Linked DNA regions of Homo sapiens: region 2 is linked to region 1. The links are chromatin contacts, found by POLR2A ChIA-PET in ENCODE. All regions are on one chromosome and are shown on one strand. The core of a region is the stretch at or near the end of the contact, and the rest is flanking DNA. Distances in the headings are between cores, read along the strand shown. Region 1 overlaps BICRA (BRD4 interacting chromatin remodeling complex associated protein). Region 2 overlaps LMTK3 (lemur tyrosine kinase 3).

Region 1 (3,594 bases), core at 737-3,236:
CCTGAGAGTACTTCCCGAGCACATCCTGGGAGCTCAGGTCACGCACTTCACCCGTATTAATTCGTTTAATCCTCCTGACAGTCCCTTGAAGGTGAGACTGTTACTATCAGAAATGGAAATTGAGACACAGCGAGGTGAAGTAAGTCAAGGATTCCTACAGAAAAGTGTAAAATATGCTCATTTCATCCAGCAATTATAAAGTAACACTCTCACACACAGTTATTCCTTTTTTTTAACAGCTTTATTGAGATATAATTCACATACCATACAGTTCACCCATGTAAATCGTTCACCACAGTTTATAGTGTGTTTGCAGAGTTATAACCATCACCATAATCTATTATAGAACATTTTCCTCACCTCAAAAAGAAACTCTGCATCCCTTAGCCATCATCCCCACTCCTTCTCCCCCTCCCAGCCTCCAGCAACCACAAGTCTACTTTCTGGCTCTGTGAATTTGCCTATTTTGGACATTTCGTGGAAACAGACTCTTACACGACGTGGCCTTTTGTGCCTGGCTTCTTTCACTCAGCGTGATGTTGTCAAGGTCCCTCCGTGTGTGTCAGTGTCTCATCCCTTTTCATGGCTCAGTAATACTCCATTGTATGGATAGGCCACATTTTGTTTATCCGTTCAGTTGGTGGACATTGGAGGTTTTTTTTTTCCAGTTTGCACTGTTCTGAATGATGCCGTATGAATGTTTGTGTGCAGGCTTTTGTGTGGACACTTGTTTCCATTTCTCCTGGTTTCTACATGGGAGTGGAATTGGTGGGTCACAGGGTAACTGTGTGTTAACCTACTGAGACCAGCCAGACTCTTCCACGGCAGCGGCACCCTTGTATATCGCCCAGCAATGCATGAGGGCTCTGATTTCTCTATCATTTTGATGATTCATCCATTGTCCTGTTGATAGGATCTGGGTTGTTTCAGTTTAGGGGTGCTATGAACATTCTAGAATGTGTTTTGCGGTCCACCTCTGCCCCGCTATGCATAAAGTTGGGATTCCATAGACAGTAGGTCCTGTTAGGTAACAGGAAAAATGATCTGTGGGCTCCTCTCTCTCCTTGGCACGTGTGTGTGGCCCACGTTGCATGTTCTTGTAGAATCCTCCTTCCCGGGTGAGGATTGGAAGCCATGATCGCCTGCCTCTGTTGCTGGTTTTAGTCTTTAACCCTTGCTCTGTGGACTTGAGAAATGTGCTTTTCCATGGTGCCTGTGACCAAGATGTCCGCATCGTTAGTGAAGACCCTGCTATGTCCTTGACCACACTGCACGGGGATCCTGTCCACGATGGGGGGTGTCCTGTTGGGCTTGAGTGTCTAGATATGGAGACCGTAGTTCGCGGGGGGAGTGGGGGGCCGTTTGGCATATTTGCCCTGGCATTTGGGGTTGTTTATTGGGGGTGGGAGTGCTCCTGGCATTTCCTGGGCGGGAACTACTGGTGTAGACCTACTGGATTAACTTGCTCCTGGGTCGGTGTGCGGGATAGGGGGAGGGTGCATCAGTCTTTGTGGAGCGTCTGCCTTCTCTCCGTCTCCCTGTTTTCCTGTTACCGTCTCCCCGTCCCTCTCTCTGTCTCTCTGAACTGCTCGTTCCCTCCTTGCCTTCTGTGCCGATGCCCAGTTGAACTGCCCATCCCTATAGATTGGGCGTCTCTGAGCCCGCAGTGGCTGCCTGAGCTGTAACCCACCCCGTGCCCTTTCACCTCCTCTCCCGCCTCCAGCTGACCAATCCCTGGGGTTTCTGGTCGGCCTGTGGATGTGTCCCGGTCAGGCCTAGGTCAGGCGCCTGACAGCGTCACCTGTGGCCACTGAGAATCATCCTCCTTCAGGAGTCCCAGTCAGTCAATATTTACACAAAGCGAACAAAAAGAAACCTGGAGCTCACCACTCTTGGGGGAGCCAGGCAGGAGCTAAGATAAGTCCCATTTATGGCCTGTCAGATAGCGATCGGCACCTGCAGTAAAGCAAGCAGGAGAGGGACTGGGGGAGGGCTTGTGACTACAGACGGCCCTGGTGACACTCGAGAAAAGGAAGGGCATGGCTGGGAGTGGTGACTCATGCCTGTAATCCCAGCACTTTGGGAGGCTGAGGTGGTGGATCACCTGAGGTCAGGAGTTTTTTTTTTTTGTTTGTTTTTTTTTTTTTGAGACAGAGTCTTGCTCTGCCACCCAGGCTGGAGTGTAGTAGGCTGATCTTGGCTCACTGCAGCCTCTGCCTCCTGAGTTCAAGTGAGCCCTGGGCTCTCCTCCCTCAGCCCCCTGAGTAGCTGGGACTACAGGCGTGCACCACCACGCTGGGCTATTTTTTTTTTTTTTTTTGAGGCGGAGTCTCACTTTGTTTCCCAGGCTGGAGTGCAGTGGCACGATCTTGGCTCACTGCAAGCTCCGCCTCCTGGGCTCACGCCATTCTCCTGCCTCAGCCTCACAAGTAGCTGGGACTACAGGCACCCACCACCACACCTGGCTAATTTTTTGTATTTTTAGTACAGACGGGGTTTCACCATGTTAGCTATGATGGTCTCAATCTCCTGACCTTGTGATCTGCCTGCCTCGGCATCCCAAAGTGCTGGGATTACAGGCGTGAGCCACTGCACCCGGCCTAATTTTTGTATTTTTAGTAGAAATGGGGATTCTCCATGTTGGCCAGGCTGGTCTCAAGCTCCTGACCTCAAGTGATCCACCTGCCTTGGCCTCCCAAAGGCTCGGATTACAGGCATGAGCCACTGTGCCTGGCCTGTATGTTATTAATATTATTGTTAATCTTTTCATTTATTTGTGAGCGCTGTTATATGCCCTCTGTATCTTTTGTGAGGATTAATTTAGTTAAAAGTTGATCTCATAATATATAAGTCAACACAATCAGAAATTCAAACAGGAACGTATTGACAAGCAAAGGAATGTTACTGTCTCTGCCTCGAAGATCTTGTGTCCTGCCTGGAGACACTTCACTTCCCCACTCACCTGCCACTGTCTGCTCAGTGTCAATGTATTGATTACCTGTCCAACAGAATCTATTTTATCTCTGAGGTTAGGGAATTAGTAGAAATTGATATCCTACTAATGGAATAGAACAGAGAGTCCAGAAGGAGAACCAGGCACATTAAGACATGGTATGAGGTCGATATGGCCAATGGTCAGATTTGTGGGGAAACAAGGGACTCATAATAAATAGAGGTAGGGATCAAAAGTAAAAAGGTCATCCACAGGTGGAAGGAGATGAAATCAGATCCCTACCTCACACTGTACAGCAAAGCCAACCCCAAGATTATTGAGTACTCAAAGTCAAATATAAACTTGGAAGCTGCTTAGACTTTGGGGTAGGGACAGATTCTGAAATGAGATTTAGGTTAGTGTAAAAGTAATTAGATTTTTTGCCATTAAGTGCAAAAGTAATTGCAGTTTTTGCCATTACTTTTTTTTTTTGAGACAGAGTCTCTGTCGCCCGAACTGGAGTACAGTGGCACAATATCAGCTCACTGCCACCTCCACCTCCAGGGCTCAAATGATTATCCTGCCTCAGCTTCCTGAGTAGCTGGGATTTACAGGTGCATGCCACCATGCCTGGCTAATTTTTTTGTTTGTTTGTTTGTTTG
Region 2 (3,594 bases), core at 575-3,074, 840 kb after region 1:
GGGCGGGTGGCCCCGGGGTCTCCAGCGCAGGCGAGACGGAGAAGCGGGAGAAGCACAGCGGGGGGCCTGGAGGGGGGAGGAGGGGGAAATCCTCCGCCCACTCGAAACTGCCTCCTGCGGCAGAAGGAAAGACCGCGGTCAGGCTGCAGACACCTGCGGCACTCCCGCCCTCTGGTCCCGCCCCTCCCGACCAAGCCCCTCCCACCCCATAGACCCCGCCCCGTCCGCCCCATGGCTCCCGCCCCCTCCCGCCCCATAGGGCCCGTCCTCACCAAAGCCGCTGTCGTTGCTGGGAAACCCATCTCCGGGGGTGGCGGGGTGGGGAGGTGTCGGGGGCGCTGGAGGCGTTGACGGGTCCGTGTCCCCCTCGGGGGGGGCCTGGACGCTCAGCTCGTTGGTTGGCGTCTCCTGTGAAGGCAGATTAGGGGGAAGCCAGAGGGGACAAACCTTCACGTCCCATTTACCGCATCCCCCAAAAGCAACAAAACCGGCTAATATTTCTGGGGCTCTAGGAATCCCAATTTGTAATCACTGACTCGCACGCTCTGGAGAGGTGGCTGGAGCCCCTAATCTGGCTTCGAAGCCTTGGGCCAGCCTTAACCTCAACCTGGCCAGAGGCTCCTTTCCTGACAGCGGAGCCCCGCGCACAGCTAAGTAGCCCAACGCAGGGATTCTCTCCTGGCTCATTAACGTGAGGCCTCCACCGGATCCCCTAACCCAAAGCGATCTCCATAAGCCCCACCCCGTCCACGTCAGTCCCACCCACCTCTGAGATCTTGACCTGCTCCAGTGGCCCTCCCAACCCCTGCCCCATCCTGAGCGCATGCCGTGCTGGATGCTGTGACCCTGCCCCTGAGCCCTCCCTCAGAAGTAGACCTGCTCCCGCCCTCCAAGTCCCACCCCTCTGAAAACATTTCAGTGGCCCAGGCCCCAGTTCTTGGCCTTGTTTCCATTCCTTTCATAATCTCAGCCCAGTATGCCCGCCCCAGGTTCATCTAGACAAGGTCCCAGTTCCTCAGCACCACTCGCCCTCCCTTTTTCTCTTCAACACCATATCCTGTGTTTTTCTTTTTGTTTTAGACAGAGTCTCACTGTCGCCCAGGCTGGAGAGCAGTGTTGTGATCATGGCTCAATGCAGCCTCAACCTCCTGGGCTCAAGCGATCCTCCCACCTGAGCCTCCTAAGTAGCTGGGACTACAGATGCGCACCACCACACCAAGATAATTTTTTTCTTTTTAAGAGACGAGGTCTCGCCATTTTGGCTAGGCTGGTCTCGAACTCTTGACCTCAAGTGATCCTCCCGCCTCGGCCTCCCAAAGTGCTGGGATTACAGGCGTGAGCCACCCGGGACAGGCCTAACTCTTAACACATTCCTCAACCCATCTCTCTAAAGACCCGTCCCAGTCGTTAGGTTCGCTCATCCCTGACCTCACCCCAGAATACGTTAAGACTGCCTGCTCCATCTCTGAAGCCCACCTGCAGCCTAGCCATGGCCCTTCCCTAGTGGGTAAGATCTGCTCCAACCCGAACCAGCCTACAGACACTAGAACTCTAGTCAACAAACCATGCCCAAACTCTCACTAGGCCCCTTCACCATCCAGGCCTCTTCTCAACACTTCCTCCCTAGCCTCTCCAGGATCCCATACTTGACTACCCAGTACCCCCTCTTTCCTTCCAGACCCACACTCTCTCTCCAGACCTCTCCTCGCCCTCTAGACCACGCCCCCGTCACAAGCCCTGCCCTCACCCTAGGTCCCGCCCCAGCTCTAGGCTCGGCCCATACTCCTGGCCCTGCCCCATTGCCAGGCCCTGCCCTCACACTCAAAGCCTCCTCCCATCTTCCTAGTCCCGCCCCATTTCCCTGACCAGTCTCTCCCCAGACCCCGCCTTCACCCCTCAGGCCCTTCCCGCGCCCTGCTCCATCCGCCCCGCCCTAGGCTCCGCCCCCATTCCAGCCTTGGATTTTCTCCAGGCCTCCTCTTGCCGCGCCACAGACTTGGCCTCCCTCAGGCCCGGATCCAGACTCTGTCCCGATCCTAGGCGCGGTCTCCTTCCAGGCCCCGCCCCCGCTCTAGGCTCAGCCTGCCTTCAAACCCTGCTGTAGACCCCGCCCCACCCTAAGCTCAGCCTTCGTCTAGGCCCCGCCCCAGGCCCTGCACCTCTAGGCTCGACCTCCCTCCAGGCCCCGCCCTGGGCTCCGCCCCCCAGCCCGCCCTCTCCCTGGGCCCCGCCCCACTCTAGCTCGGCCCCGCCCCAGGCCCCGCCCCACTCTAGATTGGGGCTCCCCTTAGGTCCCACCCCAATTCAGCTTGCCCTCCCTCCAGGCCCCGCATCACTCCAGCTCGGCCTCCCTTCAGGCCACGCCCCACTCTAACTCGGCCTCCCTCCAGGCCCCGCCCCACCCTAGCTCGGCCTCCCTTCAGGCCCCGCCCCACTCCAGCTCCGCCTCCCTCCAGGCCCCGCCCAACTCTAAGCTCGGCCTCCCGCCAGGCCCTTCCCGGCTCTAGGCTCCTGCTCCCTCCAGGCCGCGACCCCGAAACCGCGCCCTCTCGGGTTCCGCACCTGGTCGAAGAGGTAGACGGTCACGTCCCCGTGGAAGGAGACCATCTTGCGCTTCCTCTCCAGCTCGCTGTCCTCTGGCTCGTCGGCCCCGCGCGGAGACTTGAGCAGCCCCCGCAGCGGGCGGGCCGCGTCCGCGTCGGCGCTGCTCACCACGACGGGCACCGGGGCTGCTCGCGCCCTCCCGGGGCCCCGCGGCCCCGCCGCCGCGCCCGGCGCCGCCGCCTCCTCGTCCTCCTCCTCGTCCTCGTCCTCGTCCTCCCCGTCCTCCTCCGCCGGCCCCGGCGCTCCCGCCCCGCCGGCCTCCCCGCCAGCCGCCCCGGCGTCCGCGCCCTCCCACGGGGGCCGCCGCGGGCCCGGCCCCGGGAATGGCGTGAGCGTGAGCGGCGGCAGCGCCAGCGAGAGCCGGGAGAGCCTGGCTGCGAGGGGAGAGACCTGGTGAGCCCCTGTCCCGGTGAAACTGAGGCAGGCCCTCCCACCTAGCTGTGTGGCCTCAGATAAGACCCCCGCACAATCTGGGCCTCAGCACCCACTTTGTGAACGGAAGGGCTGCACCAGGGCTTCTCCAGGCAGGGTGGGAAAGGTCCTCTCCAGTGCTCAACCTCCCCAGAGCTCCCCAGTGCCAACGGCTTTAAGCCGCAACTTCCCACAGCCCACCAGGCCCTCATGCCCTGGCCTACCTGATTTCTCTGGCCTCTGTCCCCACCTCCTCTGGCCTGACCTCCATCTAGCCACATGGGCCACCCCACCATTCCTCCCACCGAATAGCTGGGACTACAGGCGCACGTGCCACCATGCCCGGCTAATTTTTTGTATTTTTAGTAGAGACGGGGTTTCACCATGCTGGCCAGGCTGGTCTTGAACTCCTGACCTTATGATCTGCCCTCTTTGGCCTCCCAAAGTGCTGGGATTACAGGCATGAGCCACCACACCCGGCCAGATCCACCTCTCTGAGCCTCTGTTTCCTCACTGGCAAATGAACAAGGGTCACTTAGCCCTCCATTACTGCATAAGTGAACTGCCCTTTCTGAGCTG

The links. ChIA-PET counts read pairs that join two places held with the same protein, here RNA polymerase II (POLR2A).
Region 2: POLR2A ChIA-PET joins it to region 1 with 12 read pairs in PC-9. The contact joins two enhancer-like sites. POLR2A ChIA-PET finds 5 or more read pairs at or near these places in 2 of 52 experiments (PC-9 and T-cell).

What each region holds. Positions count from the first base shown.
Region 1 is chr19:47,646,550-47,650,143 of GRCh38, forward strand. The region is part of intron 1 of BICRA (BRD4 interacting chromatin remodeling complex associated protein); the gene reads left to right. Among named protein-coding and RNA genes, the nearest start is that of BICRA, 39 kb to the left of the region's middle. Within about 2 kb of position 1,987, at least 15 of the 41 ENCODE cell types and tissues checked have a DNase peak (open chromatin) inside an H3K27ac peak, as active enhancers do; they include PC-9, where a contact is called at or near this core.
Region 2 is chr19:48,491,132-48,494,725 of GRCh38, forward strand. It overlaps LMTK3 (lemur tyrosine kinase 3), which reads right to left. Exons shown (of 15, transcript NM_001388485.1): 12 at 2,563-2,978; 13 at 273-408; 14 at 1-114. Among named protein-coding and RNA genes, the nearest start is that of LMTK3, 19 kb to the right of the region's middle. RefSeq lists silencers at 1-103, 1,823-2,032, 2,032-2,223, 2,053-2,532, 2,723-2,772 and 1 more and an enhancer at 2,785-3,285. Within about 2 kb of position 1,825, at least 26 of the 41 ENCODE cell types and tissues checked have a DNase peak (open chromatin) inside an H3K27ac peak, as active enhancers do; they include PC-9, where a contact is called at or near this core.